Regions from separate parts of the Homo sapiens genome. Here all the other regions are linked to region 1. The links are chromatin loops, found by intact Hi-C in ENCODE. Cell type or tissue: PC-9. All regions are shown on one strand.

Region 1 (8,000 bases):
CCTTTAGTTTTTCCTTCCTTTCCCCTCTCCCATCCCTACATTGTTTCAGCTGCCAGCTCCCTAATATTTTTTTCTGAAGCAAGGGAAAGGAAAGGGCAAAAATGACTTAGAAAGAATAACATTTCTTTCTATGGACTTAAATAGAACATTCAACGCAAAACATCCTGTGTTTTCTTTTAGTTGATGACACATTGACTGTAGGAATGAATGAACTAAAAACCAGGGCTTGATTTTCAAATGGGGGTTATTTTAGTTGCATACTACCTGATCAAGAGAAAGTTGTTCAACTATTTTAAATTATAACCTGTTGGTTTCTCCTCTGTACTCCTGATCTCCTTATCTTGCTGTGCGTTTCTTTTCTCCATTTTACATATCACCTTCTAACATGTGTTTATTATGTTTTTTGTTTATTTTCCCACTCTCCTGGCCATGATGGAAGTCCATGAGAGCAAGCATCTTTGTCCGTTTGGCTCACTGTTGGATTCCCTGTTTTAAAAATATCACCCGGCCCAGCGTAGGTGCTCAATAAATATTTGCAGCATGAATTAATGAAATAGTTTCTTTCTCAGTGTCTTTTTCTATACAATTATGCAGAATATAACTGGTACAAATATGGTACAAAAACATCTTATAAATGTGCGCTTATACCTAGTAGATACATTTGAAAGTACAGCTCTGCTGGGAGTGTACATATCTTAGTTGGTGAAGAAGAGATAATAAAAGAGTTAGATTAAAAAAAAAGCACTTTGTCACTCTCTATTCTCTTATTTACTCTGCTTTATTTTTCTTTGAACCCTGAATCTTAATACCCAACATAATATATTTATTTGCTGATTGTCTACTTCCCCATACTAGAATGTAAGCTTTTTAAGGACAGGATCTTGTGTGTTTTGCTCACTACTATAGCCCCATTCCTTGGACTCATGCCTGATACAGAGTAAGCACCCAATACATATTTATTGAATGAATAAATGTATGTTTGAATGAGTGTGTTTGTTTCAGACTGTATTCATGTCTGGCTCTTGCTCTATATACAGACTCTTTGGAATGATCGTTCACTAAGAGCTTGGTACTGTTGAGGTGGATGATGGGTGGGGAGATAAAGGGAAGAAAATGACCAAGATTATACTAGTATTTTTAAATTTTTTTATTAATTGTGAAAAAGATGTCTCAATCATTATATATGTAGTATAGTGTGAGCCTAGGGACGGTGGTTTGGGTCCTGAAACATCCACCTATTTTCAGAATGAACTAAAATAATTTCTTAGTTTCTTGATGTCACATTTTCATTATTTGTAAAATTAAAACAATGTTACCTTACCCAGGGCTATAATGGGAGAATAGAGAGGCACTGACACATCGAAGTTGGTCAGTAAATATTAGCTATCATCATCATCATCATCATCATCATTATCAACATCATCATCCAAGGGTTGGTGAACTATAGCTGGTGGGCCAAATCTCTCCTGTGGTCTGCTTTTATAAATAAAGTTTTACTGAACACAGTGTATTAATTTTCTTATTGTCTCTGGCTGCTTTTACATTACAACAACAGAATTGAGTCATGCCTTGCAAATCCTAAAATATTTGCCCTCTCATCCTTGATAGAAAAAGTTTGGAAACCTTCATCTAGAAAGTGGTCTAGCAAAGTGTGGTCCATGGATGAGTTTGATCTGCAAACTGCTTGTTATTGGTTCATGACAAGGTGAGTACAGAAACTGTGAATAATTATTTAGAAACTTATATAACAATTTAAGAATGCTAGTGACTTCTAAGTGCATTATTTTGACATCTAAGTGCATGATTTTGGTTTATACAAAAGTGTTGATTTGTGACTGATTGGAAATTTAAGAAAAAGAAAACCTGGCCTTTTCCACTGGAATAGAGTCGGGTGTTTTGTAATGGGATTTTGTTGTATTGGTGACTTAGTAAGACATATTCACGTGGCTTCAGATGGAAACATCTGGGGGCCCATCAGGTGGGAGTGACAAACATGTCCTGAGATTGCAATTGACCTGGGAAGGTTGATGAGCATGCACATTAATAACGTCACACAAATGGATTTTCTATGCAGATGGGTGGGCCAGCCACAGTTCACTTATCAGCTAATACAGTTGTAATGTGTTGCTTCATATCTGAGAGAAGGCAGCACCTTAGGATATTATGTGTGTCTCACTTACATATATAAATGAATTCCCTTTTGAGGTAGATGTATTTTAGTCAATAAGTCATCTTCTCTCAATAGTAAGCCAACAACTTTCCTGGAAATCTAGCAAAACAACAGTTCTATGACCAGCCTTATGTTTTGTTGCATGTGTGCATAAAAAATGCAGATTGACTCTTTCCTTTTCTGTTTTAGAATTGGTTCCAAACAGTAAAGCCGCCAGAAAAAACAGACAAACTCTTAGGAACAACAATGCCCATTATGTGTGGAGTAGAAGCTGCCAGACTTTGATTACTGGCCAGAGATTAACCCCTTTGGTGTCTTAGGGGGGAAAATGCCAAGTCTGAATCCAGACATTTCCAGGATTTTACAGTCATTCATGGTATGAGACCAGGCGATTTATAATGACTTGTGCAAAAAAAAAAAGACTATTGGGAGAAGGAAGTGCAAGTCAAAGGCCACGGCTCCTTGCTTCCTGAATTCTGCCATGACTAATTCCAGCAAGCGGACATAGACCTGATCACCTCTGCTTTTCCCTTTGCTAGCCTGCCTGGTCATGGATGAGAAGCACGCTGCTCTTGCTACCTTCATGTGGTGGTTTGGGTCCTGAAACATCCACCTATTTTCAGAATAAACTAAAATAATTTCTTAATTTCTTGAGGGCACATTTGCATTATTTGTAAAATTTAAACAATGTTACCTAACCCAGGGCTACAGTGGGAGAGTAGAGAGGGATTGACACATAGAAGTTGGTCAGTAAATGTTAGCTATCATCGTCATCATTATCATCATTATCAACATCATCATCCAAGGGTTGAATGATGTTTTTGTGTTTTTGTCCAGGTGTCAGAAGGAGGCTGGCAAATTTGGCACTCACAGAGGGAAACCTATGTGCTTCGTGAGGTCATTGCTTAGAGTACAACTGCTACCAAGAACATTCCCTGCAAACTCTTTTGTGATCAGTTTCTTCCCTTCTCTCATATACCCTCTGCAGGTCTACCAATTGCATTTTGAGAGCTCAGATAAGCAGAGAGCAATGCAATTTGTCACAGAAGGATGATTATGTATATGCACTGTCATGTGTATGTATGTGTATGTATATACGGTATGTGTATATATGCATATGTATATACAGTATGTGTATTTCATTTGTTCTTTTATCTTATCCTTCAATATGTATTTATTGATAATTTATTATGAGAGGCTGAGAATACCAAGTTAATTATAATTTATTATAATAATAGCTACCATTTATCAAGAACATATTGCATATCAACATTATGCTAAATATTTTATATACATATATTTTAATGCATTTAGTCACTTAAAAAACTTTATGAAATAGCCCCATTTTAGACATTAGTAAACCGAGTTCCAGAAAACTCAAGGGCACGCAGCTAGTTAATGTTAGAGCTAGGATCCGCATTCAGATCTGTTTGATGCAAAACCCATTCTCTTAATCACTTTGTTAAATTGCCTTCCCAAAGATGAATAACATGATACAAAGGCATTTACCTACTTTCTTGGATTCACAATCTGGTTGGCAAGAAAGGCATATGATGCAGAACATAAAAGGCTATAATACAGCTATGTACAAAATACCATGATTAACTTGTTCTCTTGCGGGGTGGGAGAAGGTGGAAGAGGGTAGAGGAAGGCCTCATAGGGCAAGTTGTGCTTGAGCTATGCCTCTGGGGTATGGGATACTCACACAGCAGAGAGAGAAAAGGTGGAGGCTGGAGAGGAGAGAGAGAGAGAGAGAAAGGGGGGGTGGGAAGGAGGGAGAGAGAGATTTCAGCTGGGTGTGACTTTGTTTTGTAGGATGAGACGTAGACTTGTTCAGGTGCAAAGAGACATCTGGAACTAGTTAGTGGGAAGTTCTTCAAGGCTGTTTCTCCACTGAACAAGCCCATATATTTTTCCTCTTTGTTCTCCTTTAGCTATTTCCATGCCTAACTCAAAGGAGACACAAGGAGAAAGTGAGCTCAGCCTGGATAAATTGGAGATTGTGATGACTTCTAGGAAGCCTCAGGAAAGAGAAACAAAGACAACACTGGCCTGCTGCTCTCTGCAATGGTGGGACCCTTGTGGGATAACTGTTTTAGGAATGAAGGTGTCTACCCTCTCTAGAAATGAAAATGCAAGTTTGGCTGTGGTTAAGTATTGGATGGAGGCAAAAAGAAACTGACATATTTTCTTCTTTTCAATTGTTTGATTCACCCTGAAGGGCATGGCTGCTTAATTTTTTTCTCCAGAGATAGGTGGACAGATAAAGACAGGAAAGTAACATCCACAGACTGCCCTCTGTGAAGGTGACAGTGATGAAAGGAATGCTTGATCTGAACACTGGTAAATAAAGTGACCGCATATTTCCCTAGCCAGGAGAGCAATCTGGCTCAAAAGAAACGAGAACAATGACATTACTGCCAGGCTGCTCCTAAGCCTTTGGCTATTCTGTTCAGTGCACAAAAAAAAGCAGTGAACATAGCTGTGACCTGCCTTGTTGGTAGTATCACAATTCTTTGGGGCTCCACTTTAAGAAATTGAGACCTACCTACCTTAATCCTTGGGGGGTTAAGCTTTCAGACTGGAATGATAACTGAACTATTCATTTGCAGTAATTCTGGGTTTTGTGCATATTTTAAAAAGGAATACCGGGCTTGCCTATATTCATTACAACGTCCTCCCAGCTTTCAAATCTTCCAATACAATGCCTCTTCTCTAGTCTTTTAAGCACATCCTGTGACTGGATATGATTATGGGAGATTTACATGCATCCTTGTCTATTGTATCAAAAGATCAGGGAATAAAATGCCCATCATTAAAACCCCAAAGTGATTGGATTGGCATGAGGAATGGGGATGGGGCTGGCATGGAAGAGAGGGTTCTGACTCTGAGATTTCATGAAATGCAAAACAATAGGACAGCTGCTCTTCCATAAACAGATTATTATTATTATTTCTACCTAGACAGCTTGATAGCAGCCATTATCTTCTTTCTGGGTGTCTTATCAAGTTCCGGCTGTGTGCAGCATGGGTGATAAGGAAAGAGAAATGTCACCCATGGGATTGCCAAGGATTATTTCTATGCACTGCTGTTCAGCAACAGCCAATCTCTCAGAACTGAGAAGAAGTCCTATTGTTCACGCTGGGCAGTTGCTATTCTGACTATCCCAAGAGAGCAGAAAAGGGATGTAGTTGCCATTGTGCAAAAGATTGATATTTCATTACTCTCAGCTAAAGTTCTGAAAAGCAGAATCATCATGAAATATCTTTGAAGAGAGAAAAGACAAGGGAAGAAAAGAAGAACGAAATGAGTTCAGAGCTTTTTAGAACTGTGAGGGAGTGCGAAAAAAGAAAGGTGTAATACTTTCAAACAGTGGAAGTTAAAATGCCAGGCGTGTAAGCCTCAGTGAAATTGAGCAGCATCACGTCACCACGACTTGTGGTCCAGCTGTTTATTGCAAAGACTCCATCCTGCGTTACTCATCAGAAAATAGTTAACTTTGTATCTGGCATTATTTTAATTAAAAAAAAAGTTAACTTACTAGATTTCTGTTTGTCTGTGTTTCATACAAGGTTCTTGAATGAAAATAATCTGTTGATATTTAACATTTTTCCTTTCCTTCTCAATGAGAAAATAAATGTTTTATTATACATGCAGATGTGCCAGCTAAATATTTCAGGAAAAAAAAAATCTCTTCGTCGTTTTGTTCCCGTATCTCAGCTTTCCAAACTTATATCTTCCCAGAGAAAAGACTGCATTAGAAAAAAATTAAAACTAAAGTGTATGACTAACCTGTAGTGTATTCATAGAGTATTCCCCCCAAAGTGTTCTGAGTGCTTTAGTCTTCTTTATACATGGTTTTAGGGTCATGCTGATGTTATAATGTAAGCTGCTTGGAAGTCAGCCAAGTCAAATTTTTCCAACATTTTAAATCACTATTCTGAAACTGGAATTTCAAATGAATAAAATGCTTTGCTCTTAAACCAACGACTTCAGAAATGAGATAGATCCTAGTCAGGAATTATTACAACGGGAAGTGAGAGGAGGTTGGGAAGGTAAAGGGCAAAAGGAGGGCATAGAGGGAGAAAGGAGGATGCAGGAAAAGAGGAAGGAGCTTTGACTCCCCTGTGACACGTGAGCCCCAGGAGGGCAAGAGCCTTCCCTTTAGGTTTGTGCAACACCTCATATACAGTAAGCACTCAGGGGATATTTGTTAAATGAATTAGTGAGAGGGGCATAGAAAAAAAGGTTTTGGTATTAAGATATGCAACGGAATATTCCCTTAACGAAATACATTATTTTAGTTTTTCAGCCCTTAAGCATTTACCGGGAAACGTAGAGATTCTCCAACTTTAATACACATATTAATTACCTGAGAGCCTTGTAAAAAAAAAATCCAGATTCTGATTCAGTAGGCCTGGGATAGGCTGAGAGATTCTGCATTTCTATGAAGCTCCCAAGGGATGCAGATGCTACTGGCTCATGGAATACGCTCTGAATAACAATGTGTTAGAGTAGTGCATGGGGTACTGGGCTGGGGGTCATGAGCTCTGAGTTCTAATCTCTGACATGAACCACCTGTGCTTTCAAGCCAGGTGATTAGCTTTCCTAGTCTCAGTCTCCCCATGTAGCTAATGACTGGTTGGATCTACATAATTTCTAGGGTTCTTACAGCCTTAATATTTTGAAAGTTAAAAAGAAAAGAAAGGATTTAGAGAATGCCCAGTTTAACTCTGTCTCTTGAAATCCTGGGGAGGCAAAATCACTTCCGTCCAAAGTTGCACAGGGGATTTGTCCTGTGTGAATTGTGCTACAGCTGATTCCCTGGTTTCTAGTACAGTAATTTTTCTACTCCCATTTCTTTTGTCATTATTATTTTTTGTGGAATACTTAGAATTTGTCTGATGCTATGCTAGGTGCTGGGAATACAAAGATGCGTTAGAAATACATTATTATAATTTATTATCAAATTCCTTGCTTGAGTAACGTGCTGAAGATGACAACTAATCCCTGCAAATGTGTAACATGTGTGCTGATATCAGGGTTCCCCCTTCCGTGATATAATAATGGCTACAGTAGAATGCTTGCAACGATGACCCGAATTCTCCAATTCTCCCCATATCCATCCATTCCCTTTTCTATGTGATTTTGCAGCTTATCATATCAAAAAGTGGAATTTCTTTCCCCAGCCCTTGACTCTGGAATGGTCTGTGATTTGCTTTTACCAAGAGAATGCAGTGGAAGGAACAACATGCCAGCTCTACACCCCGGTCTGAAGAGGCCATACCCACTTTTGTTACTTCTCTCAGGATCCTGCTGCTGCCGTAAGAACAAGCCTGGGGTAACCTCCTGGAGGATGAAAGTTCACAAGTGACCTACCGTCCCAGAGGAGGACAACTTAGAGCAGCCTACACCTAGCCATCCACAGATATGTGTGAAAGTCCAACCAAGAGCAACAGAGCTGCTTACTCAACCCACAGCTGACCACCGATGCACAAGTGAGCTCAGATGAGGCCAGAACTGCTCAGCTGAGCCATAAACTTGTGAGCAATAATAAACTTGTGAAGCCACTTAGTTTTGGGAGGCTTTGTTTTGCAGCATAGCTAAGTGGTATGACGGCCTTCTGGATGCCAAACTTTATCTGAAATAAATGGTTCTAGTTTGAGTTCTCCCCGGAAGATAGTATGTGAGATGTTGTGGGAGTGGCATGGGCTTTGCTGCTTCTTCCATACTTCTGAGATGCTTTTCACTTAAAAAGGAGGGGAGCTAGCTCATGCTATTTTTACTTTACTGTTAAAAGAAAGATATGGCCAGTGAAGTTAAGTTTAGA
Region 2 (8,000 bases), 93 kb before region 1:
ATGGCAAATGGAACTTTGCAGAAGTGACTATGTTTAAGGATCTTGAAACAGGGAGATTATTCAGGTGGCCCCAATCTAATAATCTGAATTCTTATACTTGGAGAATCTTTCCAGTCTTTAGTCAGAGAAAGAGATGTGACGATGGTAGCAGACTCAGACACGTGCTTCATCACTGGCTTTGAAGAAGGAAGAAGAAGGCTGCAGGCCAAGGAATGCGGCTACCCTCTAGAAGCTGCAAAGGCAAGAATGGTTTCTCCTCTAGAGCCTCCAGAAAAAGCCCAGGCTAGCTGACACCTTGATTTTAGTCCAATGAAAACTGTGTCAGGTGTCTGACTTCCAGAACTGTAAGATAACAAATTTTGTTGTTTTAACCCACTAAGTTTGTGGTACTTTGTTATAGCAGTAATAGAAAACTAATACAGTTTTGTTGTTAAACTATACAAGATTTAAAAAATATATTGTTAACATGCAAAAATAAAAATAAAAAAATTTACAAAATTCATGACCTCTGAAACGATGTCTCTGGATATTCCAACAGTCCTTGGTTCTGAGAGTGAGAGACACCACTGTATTTAAATATTTAAGGAGATGCCAAGCACGGTGGCTTACGCCTGTAATCCCAGCACTTTGGGAGGCCGAGGCAGGGGAATTGCTTGAGTCCAGGAGTTGGAGACAAACCTGGGCAACATAGAGAGACCTCGCCTATAAAAAATAAAAAATTAGCTGGGTGTGGTGGTACGTGCCTGTAGTCCCTCTACTCGGGAGGCTGAGGTGGGAGGATCGCTTGAACCCAGGAGGCTGAGGCTGCAGTGAGCTATGATCACACCACTGCACTCAGCCTGGAAGACAGAGTGACAAAATTAAATTAATTAAAAATAAATAAATACTTAAGAAGCAATTGATAAAAGGATTCATAGATCTTTCTTTTTACCTATGCTTTTGTTGAGCAGATTTGTAAGTTGTTTAATTCATTGTCTCAAATTTGGTGGGCTTATTTTGTGAAATAGTTATCTTTCCTCATATGCCAAGTCACTTTCCCTTTCAGTTATTTAAACTAATCATCTCTCAGAGCTCAGATTTCCAATAGTAGCCTATAAATGATGCATCATAGCCTTTAGTAATGCATTTTATAATCATCAGAAGCTGTGCATTATTTTTTTGCATAATTCAAAGTTTTTCTGTTTAGCATTAAAATAGCAGATTGGTTTATTTGCAGTGAGATTCTTTCAACTAATAAAAACATAGCTAGTTCTTCTTAGTAATACTTTGAAATCTAACTGTGTTATCTCTTGGAATATTTTATTTGTACCCTGTGGAAAAATATGCATCTCATTCAGACAATCATGTTGTCTTCTCTCTGTCTAAAATTATTGATACATTGATTTTAAAAACACTCATACACACACAGAAATAGGGAGAGAGAGAGAGAGAATATATATAATAGGTCAAGAAAGAATTTGAGAGGTTACCTCTTTCTTCAGGCAGGACTATATCTGAATGATTCTGAACAGATAAATATCTATCCTAGGAATGGAAATGAAATTTTTTCCCCTAAGGGAGCTCTAAATATATTTCAGTCTGCTCATTTGCAAGAGTCATTTACATTGATTTCCATGAACCATTCCTAGGTCTATTCTTCATACAACCCTTGACTTATCAAAACCTCTCTTCCTCTCTTTCTCGCTCTCTTTCTCCTATTTATTATTCATTCAATTCATATTGAGTGCCTACTCTGGGAATGGTCTTGTGCAAGGCATTATGAGAATCTCTGAGAAGTGAAACATATAGTTCTACCCCAAATAACTTACACTCTACTGGGGAAGCCAGAGTTTGGGCCTAAGGAAAAGTTAAATGACTCCACAAGAGATGCTTATAAGATATCAGACAGTGAAGTGCAAATGAAGGATAATAACAGATAAATATGAGTAATGATGATGGCAGAATAAGCGTCTGTTGAGTACCTGCTGTATGCTAGGCCCCTGTGTGTGTTGTCTCTTTTTAATCCTCAACAAACTGTTGAAATAAAGATTTTTATACCCATTTATATAATTACAAAATATTGGATATGAGTATTCAAACTGACTCAGCTTTATCTGAATCTAAAACTCATGTTCATTTCACTGGGCCACACTTTCTTTGAACTTCACAGAAAGCAATGCTCCCTGTGGACTGAAATGTTTCTGGAGGAAGTAGCAATTGTTAGATTCCTATATCAAGCATCTACGCTGTGTCAGGCACTTGCTAGATCTGTACTCCCATTGTTAAAAATGAGGAAACTGAGGCACAGAAAGGCCAAGTAACTTGCCCACAGGCACGTATTAAGAAAGTGTTACAGCCACTATATAAATCCCAGATAGTCTGATTCCCAACGTAATTCTGCCTCCTGCTTTGTGCTGGATATCAGAGACATAATTTTGAGTGGCACAAGAAGGTTTTCTTAGTCTTTATAGAGTAATATGGAAAGAAATGTATATGATGAAGTGTGATAACTATTTTGATAGAGGAAGTAGAATGCTGTGGGGATACAGAAAAGTGTTCATAATCTAGACAAGAAGAAAACAGAGAATGCTTCCAAAGGAGAAGTTTTTAAGTCAAAACCTGAGGGATGAGTAGAAGAGAGCCAGGGAAGGAAGAAAGGAAGATGGGCAGTTAGTCACAGCCTATACCCTAACTCAGTGATTCGTTCACAAAGCAGCCAACTGCTTCTATTAACGTCTTCCCTCAATATCCACTGGGTTCACTCCTTAATTTCATTTAGGTCTTTATGCAGATGTGACCTTCTTACTGAGATCTCACCACCCTATTTAAATTACACCACACCCCCACGCTACCAATTTCTCTCCATGTCATTCATTTAACTGCCTGTTTTATTTATTTGTTGTGTTTTAAAATTGTCTCTTCCCTCCCATATGAATATGTGCTCCCTGAGAACAATTTTCTTTCTGTTATTTTCATTGCTATATCTTAAGCACCTAAGACAGTGCTTGCAACATAATAGGCTCTCCATAAATACGTTTGGGCTCTCCATAAATACTTGCTGAGTGAATGTTGAGTGGATGAACTAAGAGTTCCATAAATTCCTGACTTCATGATTGCTGTCGCATGTGACTCAGACATACTTTCACTCAGGTTTCTCAGTAAACACTTCCCGATGTCCTTAGAATGTCATGCTCCATTCTAAATACTCTAGGAGGCCCCAGGCTATGTGGTGGGCAGGTTCCTTTCACCAGGGTGCTTTTTATCTCCCTAAACTCAATAAACCACAAAGAGAATTTTCTCCAACTTTGTGTAGTACAGTGGCTTTTAGTTTCTGTTTCTATCCATCACCTGCACAGTGACAAAGACTCTCTTCTGTGCCAACTTTAGTCAGGGTCCTTTGAAACTTCTTCTCGTCTAGGCTTCTAATTTGGCCTGTTGAGCCCCATTTTTGCAAATAATCCTGCTAAGTCCTTCAAGAATCTCTCATCCTTACCAATTGTTGATCCACTGACCTCCTCACTCTCCTCATTGGGTATAAATCTCCAGCTGTCTTTGCAATAATTAGGAGTTGAGTTCAATCCCTCTCCTCTTTTGCAATAGTCTTGAATAACATCTTGGCTGTTTGTAACAAGTGTGTGGTGCAAACATTTTTTATTTGGCAATGTTCTCTTTTCAATTTTATTTCCATAAAGAAGTTTGTTTCTGCTGGGCACGGTGACTCACGCCTGTAATCCCAGCACTTTGGGAGGCTGAGGGGGGCAGATCACGAGGTCAGGAGTTCGAGACCAGCTTGGCCAACATGGTGAAACCCTGTCCCTATTAAAAATACAAAAATTAGCCAGATGTGGTGGTTCACGCCTGTAGTCCCAGCTACTCGGGAGGCCGAGGCAGGAGAATTGCTTGAACCTGAGAGGCAGATGTTGCAGTGAGACAAGATCGCGCCACTGCACTCCAGCCTGGGCGACAGAGCAAGCCTCCATCTCAAAATAAATAAATAAATAAATAAATAAATAAAGTTTATTTCTAGATCTCTTTGCCCAATTAATCCTCTGAATCTCATCCCTGTGGTACCTTCCTGTGTTATGGTGTTTGTCACACTAAAATTTAATAATATGCTTTCTGATTTTTGCTTAATTAATAAGACCTTTGGCTTTTGGTTGACTATGTTTAAATATGAGTACACTATAAAAATATTTAATATATCAGAGCCACTATATGTAGCCTGTTTTGTCTATGTCAATAAACTTCTATTATTTTCTCAGATAGTTTGCTTTATAAACATAGGCTGACAGTTGGTACTTTGCTCCTTTTTTTAATATTCAGATGAAGGTACTGAAGCAGAGATTCCAAAGCCTGTTTTCTGATCGCAACAGAATCTAAAGACCTTAGAGGAGGCAAGAGTAACTCATTTGATCAGAGAGGAAGAGGAGAGAGGAGACAGAGAGAGAGAGAGAGAGAGAGAATGAGAGACAGACAGACTGAGTAGAATGAGAATATTAGGTGCCTGACTAGGAAACTGCAGAACAAGGTGATTACTCCTTCATCCTCCCCCTCCCCTCATGGAGTTGCCAAAGAGACTTGAAGTTATATTGTCCTGGTGATGGAACACTGTGGTTATGGTTACTGTGTAACTTTTGAAAATAATTTTTGGAATCATTGGTTTGCCAAGTAAAGTCCATTCATGTGCTATTATGTCATTATACCAGGAGAAGAATGGCATATTAGAAATAAAAACTGGAAAGAAAACTTGAAGTTAATGTCTAGTTTCTGCCCACGTGATGTGACTGGACCTTCTGTATAATGATGGCCATGCTTACAGCAGTCTGAGCAGACCAAGGTCAGAATAGCAACCTGCTCCCTGCTATCACTTCTATTACAGTCACCTCATTTCAGCCCTTGGACACAAAGCAAACTTTATTTGGAATTTTCCTGGCTGGTGAGACATCCACTCAAGGATTTTTTTTAGGTCATCTATTTCTTGTTTCTCCAATATGGATTCAGGAAAAAAATGGATCTAATTATGAACCTTTTGATCAATCAATTAGATGTTTCCTTGGTCTTTGAGCAGAAACTTAACATGGAATTCCTGAAGGTCAAATACATAACTCTGAATAAAATATTGAAGCGGGTTTCAAGTTTCATAACTACTGAATTTTGAGATAAGTGTTTCCATATGTTTCTACTGATGAATCAACCTATAGTCACTTCATAGTTTCACTCAAAAACATTTTTTTCCTTTCCCAGTTTTGTTTTTCTATTACATTTGTGTTTCTCTTCATCCCACATGAAATCTTCTATTCCCAAGAGAGCTCCTGAATGAGAAAGAAGAGAGGACAAAACAATGAAGTGTGAGCACGGAGTCAGTTGGGCAAAGTCCCAAGATATCTTCACAAGAAGGAATAACAAGGGTGGAGTGCACAGTAGGAGCAAAAAGTTGCTGAGTCACATAGAGACTAATGTTCCCACACTAGGATAGGAAGATCTTGGTACACAGACAACAGTTTGTCTGCAAGTCTTTTCCAGGGTTACTGGGCTGCCTAAACCAAACCACCCCTTCAGGCTTACAATAGTATGATGTTCAGCGACTCATCTCTTAAGACTCTTCCTTTTGACTCTTGTCATGCCTTCCCCATAAAGATCATTTCATGAATGGTTTGTCTGTGGTTCAGAGAGAGACATGTAAAAAGCTTAAATAGTATAAGGTAGGGTCTAGGATTAGTGAATTAATTCAACACATATTTATTGAACATATATTATGCATCAGTCATGTTTTTCTCTAGGAATTAGAAATAGAGTTATGGGTCACTGCTCCATTGAGCTTCCGTTCTAGCGATAACTGGGGAGTGGTGAAGAAGTCAGACATTCAGCAGATAAGTCAATGAACAAACATGATTATTTCTGAAGGTAACGTTTACCAAGGAAATAGGCCTGGGGGTTACCACTGAAAGTGATGAAGGGAAGGTGGAAGTGAAGTGTTCCAGGCAGAGGGAGCATCATATGCAAAAATAGCATGTGCAGATGAGAGTGGCTTCCATCCTTTTTTTGTCAGCTTCAAAGGCTTCTAGGAGCCATGGCAGAAGCTGTGATATGCCCAGAGGGCCCTGCAGTCTGTTGATGTTTCAAATCTAGGGAAACACAAGGGCCCTAGGCAGCATAGCCCTGACCTAAGAAAAAGAGGGTGATTAAACACCTCATGTCTTCTTTTGTCATTTTTGCTATTTTACCTCCCCTCTCAGTCTCTACCCACTTCTAGAACAATCTCATCTTTAGGGGTAGCTGCAAACAAGTCCCCATGGAAATGCTGAATAAAAGTATTTGAGGAACTTCTGTAAATAACTTTGAGAAATGATACCATAATTTCACTGGGCTTTGAAAAAAGTGCTACACTGTGGAATAATGAGTTTTATTGTAGTACATTAAGTCACTGATTCTCAACTGGGAGTGATTTTGCTCCTCTGTCTCCTTCCCCCAAGAAGACATTGGTAATGTCTGAAGACACCTATGATTGTCACAACTTGGGATATGAGACATCTAGTGAGTAGAGACCAGAGAGACACCATTAACCATGTGATAGCACACAGAACAGTCTCCCTACAACAAATAATTATCTAGGCCTGCATAAAATGTTGAATCAAAGCTCTTGTAGTTCTTCTTACCAGCATAGATTTAATCTTTCACATCAGTGTCCGGTGTTGTCAGAGTACAGAATGGGTTCCGTTTCTGGAGATTGTTAGTCTTCTGGATCCATTATTGGGGCTCAAATCCTGGCTCCTGACTTATCAGAGGTGTGACTAAATGTCTGTGTGTGAGGCCTTGAGCAAGTTGGTTAGCATTCTGTGTCTCCATTTCCTTATCTGTAAAATGAAGATAATAATAGTCCCTACCTCCCAAAGTTATTTTGAGGAAACTGTGAAGTGATGTATTTGATTATTAACAGGGTCTAGCATACCACGATCACTCAATAAACATTAAACATTATTATTATTTCCTGCTGCCAAGTCTTGCTTACTGAAATCAAGACTGGTAACTATCAGAAGATTTGGGTGGAGATCATCAACATTAGCATACCCTGTCCCACAAATTCATTTTGGATCCTTCATCAGCTAGTGGCAGCAAGTATTTATGGACTGCCCAAATGTATTTACGAAGAGCCTGTTATGTTGCAAATACTGTCTTAGATGCTTAAGATATAGCAGTGAAAATAACAGAAAAAAATTGTTCTAAGGGAGCATCTATTTGTATGAAAGAAAATAGACAAAAAATAAACAACAGTCAAAATATGTAGTTAGGTGAATGTTGGGGAGAGAAATTGGTAGTGTTGGAGGTGTAGTGTAATTTAAATAGGGTGGTGAGGAAAGACCTCAGTAAAAAGGTGACATCTGAGTAAAGACCCAAGTGAAATTAAGGAGTGAACCAAGTGGATATCTGGGGGAAGAAGTTAATAGAAGCAGTTGGCTGATTTGTGAACCAATCAGAGTTAGGTTATGGGCTGTGATTTTGTTGACTAATTGCACATGCCCCTTTCTTCCTTCCCTGGCTCTCTTCTGCTCATTTGGAAGAATTCTCTGTTTTTTTTTTTTTTCTTGTCTAGATTAGAAATTCTTTTCTCTATTCCCACAGCATTCTACTTCCTCTATCAAAATAGTTATCACACTTCATCATATAACTTGTTGAATTTTCTTTCCATGTTATTCTAGAAGGACTAAAAAGACCTTCTTGTGCCCCCAGAAATTATATCTTTGATATCCAGCACAGTTCCAGTAACCTGCCAGGCATCCTGCTGAATAGGGAGAAGGATGAAAAATATGGAGTGGACAGACCTGGTGGAAGTTTCCCCTTGAGTGCAGCAACGTGATGACCCCAGAGAAAAGCAGTAGACACATTTATCTTTGACTTGAAAATAGAGCTGATGTTTTAAAGCCTCAGTAAAGTATCTTAGCTATTTGAAATTTGCATGTGTCGTTGCACCACTGTCTGCGGCAGCTGATTCCTGAAGCATGATTCAAAGTGAATTTGAATTG
Region 3 (8,000 bases), 180 kb after region 1:
GTTGTATGTCTGCCAGGTTTTGGTATCAGGGTGATGCTGGCCTCATAGAATGAGTTAGGAAGGATTCCCTCCTTTTCAATTTTTTGGAATAATTTCAGTAGGAAATGACATCGACTCTTCTTTGTACCTCTGGTAGAATTCAGTTGTGAATCTGCCTTGTCTGTCCTGGGCTTTTTTTTTTTTTTGGTTGGTAGGCTATTTATTAACTGCCTCAATTTCAGAACTTGTTATTACTGGCCTATTCAGGGATTCAACTTCCTCTAGTTCAGTCTTGGGAGAGTGTATGTGTCCATTTCTTCTAGATTTTCTGGTTTATGTGCATAGAGGTATCTTTAGTGTTCTCTGACAGTTGTATGTATTTCTGTGCGGTCAGTGGTGATATCCTTGTTATCATTTCTGATTGTGTTTACTTGAATCTTCTCTCTTTTCTTACTTATTTGTCTAGCTAGTGGTGTATCTATTTTATTAATTTTTTTCAAAAAGCCAGCTTCTGGATTTGTTGACCTTTTGAATTTTTTTTTTTTTTTATGTCTACATTTCCTTTGGTTCAGCTCTGATTTGGGTTAGTTCTTGTCTTCTAGCTTTGGGATTTGTTTGCTCTTGGTTCTCTAGTTCTTTTAGTTGTAATCTTATGTTGTTAACTTGAGATCATTCTAGCTTTTCGATGTGGGCATTTAGTGCTATAAATTTTTCTCTTAGCACTGCTTTAGCTGTATTCTGGAGATTCTGCTACATTGTCTCTTTGTTCTCATTAGTTTCAAATAACTTCTTGATTTCTGCCTTAATTTCGTTATTTACTCAAGAGTGATTCAGGAGCAGGTTGTTCAATTTCCATGTACTCGTGTGGTTTTGAGTGAATTTCTTAATCTTGAGTTCTAGTTTGGTTGCACTGTGGTCTGAGAGACTGTTATGATTTCAGTTCTTTTGCATTTGTGAGAAGTGTTTTACTTTATTTCTGATTATGTGATCAATTTTAGAGTAACTGCCATGTGGCAAGGAGAAGAATGTATATTCTGTTGTTTTAGGGTGTAGAGTTTTGCCAATATCTATCAGGTCCACTTGATCCAGAGCAGAGTTCAGATCCTGAATATCTTCATTAATTTTCTGTCTCCTTGATCTAATATTGTCAGTGAGGTGTTAAAGTCTCCTACTATCATTGTATGGGACTCTAAGTCTCTCTGAAGTTCTCTAAGCACTTGCTTTATGAATCTGGATGCTTCTATATTGGGTGAATATATATTTAGGATAGTTAGCTCTTCTTGTTGAATTGAACCCTTTACCATTTTGTAATGGCCTTCTTTGCCTTTTCTGATCTTTGTGGGTTCAAAGTCTGTTTTGTCAGAAACTAGAATTGCAACTCCTGCTTTTTTCTGTTTTCCATTTGCTTGGTAATTTTCCCTCCATCTGTTTATTTTTAGTCTACGTGTGTCTTTGCATGTGAGATGGGTCTCTTCAAGACAGCATACCAATGGGTCTTGACTCTTTATCCAGCTTACCATTCTGTGTCTTTTAATTGAGGCATTTAGCCCATTTACATTTAAATATAGTACTGTTATATGTGGATTTAATTCTGTCATCGTCATGCTAGCGGGTTATTTTCAGACTTGTTTATGTGGTTGCTTCATAGTGTCTCTGGTCTGTGTATTTCAGTGTGTTTTTGTAGTGGCTGGTTATGGTTTTTCCCTTCCATATTTAGTGCTTCCTTCAGGAACTTTTGCAAGGGAGGTCTGGTGGTAATAAATTCCCTCAGTATTTGCTTGTCTGAAAAGAATCTTATTTCTCCTTCATTTACGAAGCTTAGTTTGGCCAGATATGAAATTCTGGGTTGAAAATTATTTTCTTTAAAAAATTCAATATTGGCCCCCAGTCTCTTCTGACTTGTAGGGTTTCCTCTGAGAGGCCTGCTGTTAGCCTGATGGGCTTCCCTTTGTAGCTGACTTGGCCTTTCTCTCTGACTGCCCTTAAGATTTTTTTTTCATCTTGACCTTGGAGAATCTGATGATTATGTGTCTTGGGGATGATCTTCTTGTGGAGTATCTTACTGGGGTTCTCTGCATTTCCTGAATTTGAATGTTAGTCTATCTTGCTAAGTTGGGGAAGTTCTTCTGGATGATATCCTGAAGTATGTTTTCCAACTTGTTTCCATTCTTCCCCCTCCACTTTCAGGTACCCGAATCACAGATTTGGTCTCTTTATATAATCTCATATTTCTTGGAGGTTTTCTTCATTCCTTTTCATTCTTCTTTCTCTACTCTTGTCTGCCTGTCATAATTCAGAAAGCCAGTCTTCCACCTCTGATATTTGTTCCTCTTGTTGGTCTATTTTGCTATTAATCCTTGTGAATGCATTGGGAAGTTCTTGTAGTGTGTTTTTCAGCTCTTACACAGGTTGGTTATGTCTCTCTCTAAACTGGTTATTTTGGCTGTCACCTTCTGTATTGTTTTATCATGATTCTTAGCTTCTGTGCGTTAGGTTATAACATGCTCCTTTAGCTCAGCGACGTTTGTTATTACCCGCCTTCTGAATTCTATGTCTGTCATTTCAGCCATTTCAACCTCAGCCCAATTCTCAGCCCTTGCTGGAGAGGTGTTGCAGTCATTTGGTGGAAAAGGGGAACTCTGGCTGTTTGAGTTGTCACTGTTTTTGCATTGATTCTTTCTCATCATTGTGGGCTTATCTACCTTCAATCTTTGAGGTTGCTGGCCTTTGGATGAGGTTTTTGTGGTTTTTCTGTGTTGTTGTTGTTTTCTGTTTGTTTTGTTTTCTTTTAACAATCTGGCCGCTCTTCCATGGGGCTGCTGTGGTTTCCTGGGGGTCTGCTCCAGACCCTAGCCACCTCAGTTCTTTCCATACCTGGAGGTATCACCAATGAAGGCTGTAAAACAGCAGGGACGGCAGCCTGCCTTTTCTTCTGGAAGTTCCGTCCCAGGGGATACTGACCTATCGCCAGCTGGAATGCACCTTTAAGAAGTGGTTGGAGACTCCATTTGGGAGGTCTTATTCAGTCAGGAGGAATGTGATCAGGGTCCTACCTAAAGAAGCAGCCTGGCTGCTTTTCGGTAGAGCAGCTGTGTTGTGCTGGGGACCCCTTCAGCCCCTCATTGGTCTGGGCTCTCCAAGGCCCCCAGGCTGGACCAGCTGAGGAGCCAGAACAGCCAAGGTGGTCACCTGCACCACCCCTGAGGCACTCCACCCCAGGGAGAAATTGGAGCTCTGTCCCCTCAAATAACAGTGGCAAGGGTGACTGGAGCCCCTGGCTGGGAGGATCCATCCTCTGAAGAGAAGCAGATTTCTTAAAGAAGCAGTCTGGCCATGCCTTGACAAAAACTATATTGTGGTAGGGAATGGCCTCTGTGCCTGTCAGCTTGGACTTTCCAAAGTCAGCAGGCTGGAATGACTGAGTCATCCAACCAACCCAGGTGGTGGCCTCCACACCCCCCAGCGCTTTGTTCCAAGGAGAGATCAAAGCTCTGTCCATAATAATACCTGCCAGTGGGCCTGGCTGGGAGGAACCACTCAGTGAGAAGGAATGGATCTGGGTCCCACTTAGAGAAGCAGTCAGGCCATGATCTGGCTAAGCCACTGTGTTGAGCTGCTGGGGGACCCTTCCTCATTTGGACCATTTGGACACTCCAAAGCCTGCAGGCTGGAGTGGCTGAGGCAATCAAACAGCAGAGATGGTGCCTACCCATTCTCCTGGGGGTTCCATTCAGTCTCAGGCATGCTCCACCCTATTGCCAGTGGCTGACTGGAATTCCAAGCCAGTGGGTCTCATCTTGTGAGGTGCCCTGGAAGTGGGGCCCACAGAACAAGGCTGATCAGCTCTCTGGATTCTGTCCACTTCCTAGGGGTATGTGCAGACCTCTTGCCTTGTCGAGTTGCAGACACGTTTGTTGCACATCTAGGGGCTGGAGCATGTAAAGCACCTGGGTCTCTGTGTGTGCCTGAGCCGCTGCTCTGCTGAAACTCCACACAGCTCTGTGTGTCCCACCCAATGCCCTGGTGGTGTGGGCTCACAAGGGGATCTCCTGATCCGTGGATTGCAAAAATCTGTGAAAGAAGTGTGGTTTCCCAGGGTCACACAATCACTCACCACTTTCCTTGGCTGGGTGTGGAGGTTCCCTTGGCTCCATGTTGCTCCAGGGTGGGCCATAGCCCCGCCCTGCTTTTCTTCATTTTCCGTGGTTTGAGTTGTTTCCCTGATCAGTTCCAGTGTGACTACCTGGATATTTCAGTTGAAGGTGCTGTATTCACTAGTCTCTTTTGTTCCCCTCCTTGAGTGCAGCAGACCATAATCGCTTCTAATCGGCCATCTTGGCCCCCCTCCGAGGTTTTTTTTTAAGAAAGTAATCAATGTAAAAAGATTTACAAGGAATCATGATTAGAAAAAGATTATTAATGATTATTATTTTCATGGTAGTAAAAACATATAACATGAACTCTACCCTTTTAAGACATTTTTTTCATGTACAGCACACTGTTGTTAACTGTATGAACTATATTGTACGGCAGATCTCTAGAACTCTTTCCTCTTGCATGCTTGAAACTCTATATTCATTGAACAGCAAGTCTCCATTTCCTCTCCCAGCCTCCAACACCATCAATCTCCTTTTTGCTTCTATGAGGTTGACTACTTTAGATACTTCATAGAAATGGAATCATGCAGTACTATTTGTCCTTCTGTGCCTGGCTTAATTTCACTTAACATACTGCTCTCAGGTTTCATCCATGTTATCACGTATTGTGGAATATCCATCTTTTTTAAGGCTGAGTAATATTCCATGTGTGTATACACCACATTTTCTTTATTCACTCATCAATTGATAGACATTAGGTTGTTTACAACTCTCAGCTATCATGAATAATGCTGAAATAAAGATGTGGGTGCAAATACCTTGTTGAGATCTTGTTTTCAATTCAATTGGATACATATCCAGAAGTGGGATTGCTGGATCATATGGTAGTTCTATTTTTAATTTTTCCTGGAACCTCCATACTATTTTACATAGAAGTTACATCACTTCACATTACCACCAACAGTGCACAAAAGTTCCAACTTTTCCATATCTTCACCAACATTGTTATTTTCTTGTTTTTTTTTTTTGTTTAATTATGGGCATCTTAACAGGTGTAAAATAATATCTCATTGTGGTTTTGATTAGTATTTCCCTGATGATAAGTGATGTTGAACATATTTGCATATACCTGTTGGCCATTTGTGTGTCTTGTTTGGAGAAATGTCTACATTAATTATCATTTACTTTGCCTTTTGAAGCAAAGTTCACTCTTTTTCTATAAATAAAAATTAATTTAATTCCTAGCTGTGAGCATGCACTGAACATATGCTGTGGAAGGTACACTGGGCCCACAGGGATATACATATGCCCTTCTTGAAAAGCAGTTTATACCATAGAGGAGGAGACAAGTCATGTATATCAAACCCTACTCTAAGGCAAAGTCCAAGATGTGTTATAGTGTTGGTACTGGTTATGATGGGGACACAATAAGAAGAAACCCAACTTTCATTAACCAGACACCCACCACATACAAGTCTGATTGGCTGAGAATCATCATAGAAGAAATATGAGGCAAAGAGAAATTAAGTAATGTGCCTGAGGTCAGCAGCAAGTAGATCCACATCTGAACTATTTCCCAAATTCATAACTTTTTCTCCTATAACATTTTACAATCTCTTCTTTGTGAACTGAGAACACTTCAGAGAAATTTGACTTCGGAGCTGAATCTTAAAGAATGGATCAGTGTTAGAATTAGAGAGTAAATGGTCTCTCATTGACTTTTCTGAGCCTTTGTGATTTGCCTTAGAAATAAGTGATAAGCTCTGTGATAACCTGGGACCTAAAGAGAAAAAGTGGCAGGTCTCTGAAGTATGAGTTAAAAGCCCCATTCACCCCGGGGGCACTGTTTAGCTCACAAGGACGCCTCATTTTAGAAACAGAGGTTTCTAATTAGTCAGTATAGCATAACTTTTCCTCTGATTGTTTTGACCTGTTCTCATTTCTCCGGGACCTCAGACCCTTAGAGTAATTACCCTAAAGTGAACCTCTTACAACTATTGAAAAATTTTTCTCTGCCTGTCTCCTGAGCTTCAGCTATTTCTTAATTGTGAAATGCAAATGATAATGTATTGATTGTGAGGGCAATTCTTGGGGCTGAGCAGTTATTAGGAAAATCAGGATTATGAATTCTGGTCTAGAGGCAAGATCTTTCACATCACCTAGGACCCAACAACTAAGGATATATTGTAATCAGGATTTGATTTGGGAGTTCTACAGAGAAACTTTCCTTGCCTAAGGAGGCTGGCCATGGGTGGTGGAGGAACTCTGTGGAATCTGAATGTTTATTTCCATCTGGAGTTGTTAGCAGAGGTGTGTTTCTCATTAGAGTCAGCTGTGGAAATTCAGGAGTTTTATAATATCCCCATTCATTCACTTTTAGCCAACAAATATTTAGAGGCTACAGAGCATTACTGGGATCAGCATAAAGTTTTAATTCATCCATTTATATTCAGAAGGGAGAGAATGTCAGAATTTTGTGGGTATCCTGAAAACCCCTGCCAGGCTACTCAATCTTCTAGAGTGGTCTCAGTACTGATCATATCCTGAGGATACCTTGTTTCTTTACCCAAAATGTAAGGAAAAGATGCAGCCAGATAGACGTCCCTGTGAAAATGCCCTATCTTTGGCACTGTTAAAAGAAAAGCCTCAGACAAATATAACAGAGTTTATTTGAGCAAAGAACAAATTATGAATCAAGTAGCATTCAGAACCAGAAGAGGCTCAGAGAGCTTTGCCCAGCAGCATGAACAGTGAGCTTTTATTGGCCCAACATGGAAGTGAAGGAGAGAAATCATCTGACTGCCCACAGGCAGGTGTTTACCTTATTTGGGCATGGTGTGCTTGATTGGCTGTCTGTGATTGGCTGAAGCTTAGCTGTTTATGATTGGCTGAAACTTAGCTGTTTGTTATAAAAATATACTCCTAAGTTAGGTTGTGGTTTCTTACATAGGCACTCAAAATACAGAGTCAGCCTTGGGCCAATGGTCTCCTATTCGCTTAACTTAATGGCCCTAACAGTTTGTTGTCATCTATTCATAAACTGAAGATCAAATGAATGGATTGTCACCGCCTATAATTTGACAAACTGCTCTTAGAAATGCAGTGTTGTATGGTGAAGGTGCAGGAGACAAGCAGATATTGTTCTGAATCCTGACTCTGCCACCAGCAAAGTGATTTTGAGCAGGTAGCTTTACCCCTTGAGTCTTAGTTTTATTATTTATAATATGGACATATTAACACATAAATTTTGCAAACAGTAAATTCCATAAATTTTATAAACATTCCTACTCCATTACTTGTTTGATATGTGCTTAGTGAATAGCATTTCCCTTCTCCATAAGAAACAAGAACAAAGAAAATTTTAGGTAGCATAGGTATCTATTGAAGTATAAATGGAAGAATTTCCCCTGAATGGGGATGAACCAATATACTTAGGCACTGTTGAAAAATGTTAAGGTAAACTTGGGATTAAAAATATCAACAAATAATATTCTACATATTTAGAAAGGAAGTGAGTTTAAAAAATTTCCCAATGCTTTCAGCAAATTTTCTTGAAATTCTTTTTGTCTTTATATAACTAAACTGAACTGGAAAATAGATGGTGATAATGATTAAAGTAATATAGTCAAAAATGTAACATGACCTAAGAGAAATATGCAAATAAAATAGAACTGGGGGTTTCAAAGGAAGAAGAAATGATTATTTCGAGCTGACAGAATCAAGATAGAGTTTATGGAGGATGAAATAGCTTCTAAGCAGGACTTTAAAACATACAAGTTGAGTTTCAAAGGAAAGCTATCAGAGAAAAGGCATCTAGGAGGCCCTGGGCCAAGGTGGGAGAGCGCAGACATGAAAGGGGCCAGTGGATGGTCTGGTTTGATTGGATGCCAGGCCAGGTTTCATGGAAGCATGGCCTATGCTGCT

Evidence for each region. A loop is a pair of places that touch in the nucleus more often than their neighbours do. Peaks named below come from ENCODE experiments on the same cell type or tissue, not always from the same donor. Only the 100,000 strongest peaks of a DNase experiment are listed, where the experiment ranks them.
Region 2: a loop joins it to region 1, with 7 times the contacts of the local background. A loop is called at or near these places in 4 of 110 quality-filtered maps.
Region 3: it touches region 1 in a loop (2.7-fold over the local background); 15 of 110 quality-filtered maps call a loop at or near these places.

Annotation. Positions count from the first base shown.
Region 1 is chr12:91,982,802-91,990,801 of GRCh38, reverse strand. LINC01619 (long intergenic non-protein coding RNA 1619) reads left to right here. Exons shown (of 5, transcript NR_132341.1): 3 at 1,609-1,705; 4 at 3,159-3,269; 5 at 4,105-5,826. Among named protein-coding and RNA genes, the nearest start is that of LINC02404, 110 kb to the right of the region's middle. In PC-9, no CTCF peak of the experiment used is centred here; a DNase peak (open chromatin) is centred at 4,511.
Region 2 is chr12:92,075,792-92,083,791 of GRCh38, reverse strand. The region is part of intron 1 of LINC01619 (long intergenic non-protein coding RNA 1619); the gene reads left to right. Among named protein-coding and RNA genes, the nearest start is that of LINC01619, 63 kb to the left of the region's middle. RefSeq lists enhancers at 5,265-5,559, 4,908-6,107. In PC-9, no CTCF peak of the experiment used is centred here; DNase peaks (open chromatin) are centred at 3,141, 5,221 and 5,471; H3K4me3 peaks cover 1,363 bases; H3K27ac peaks cover 4,649 bases.
Region 3 is chr12:91,800,160-91,808,159 of GRCh38, reverse strand. No RefSeq gene overlaps it. Among named protein-coding and RNA genes, the nearest start is that of LINC02404, 71 kb to the left of the region's middle. RefSeq lists an enhancer at 2,971-4,170. In PC-9, no CTCF peak of the experiment used is centred here; no DNase peak of the experiment used is centred here.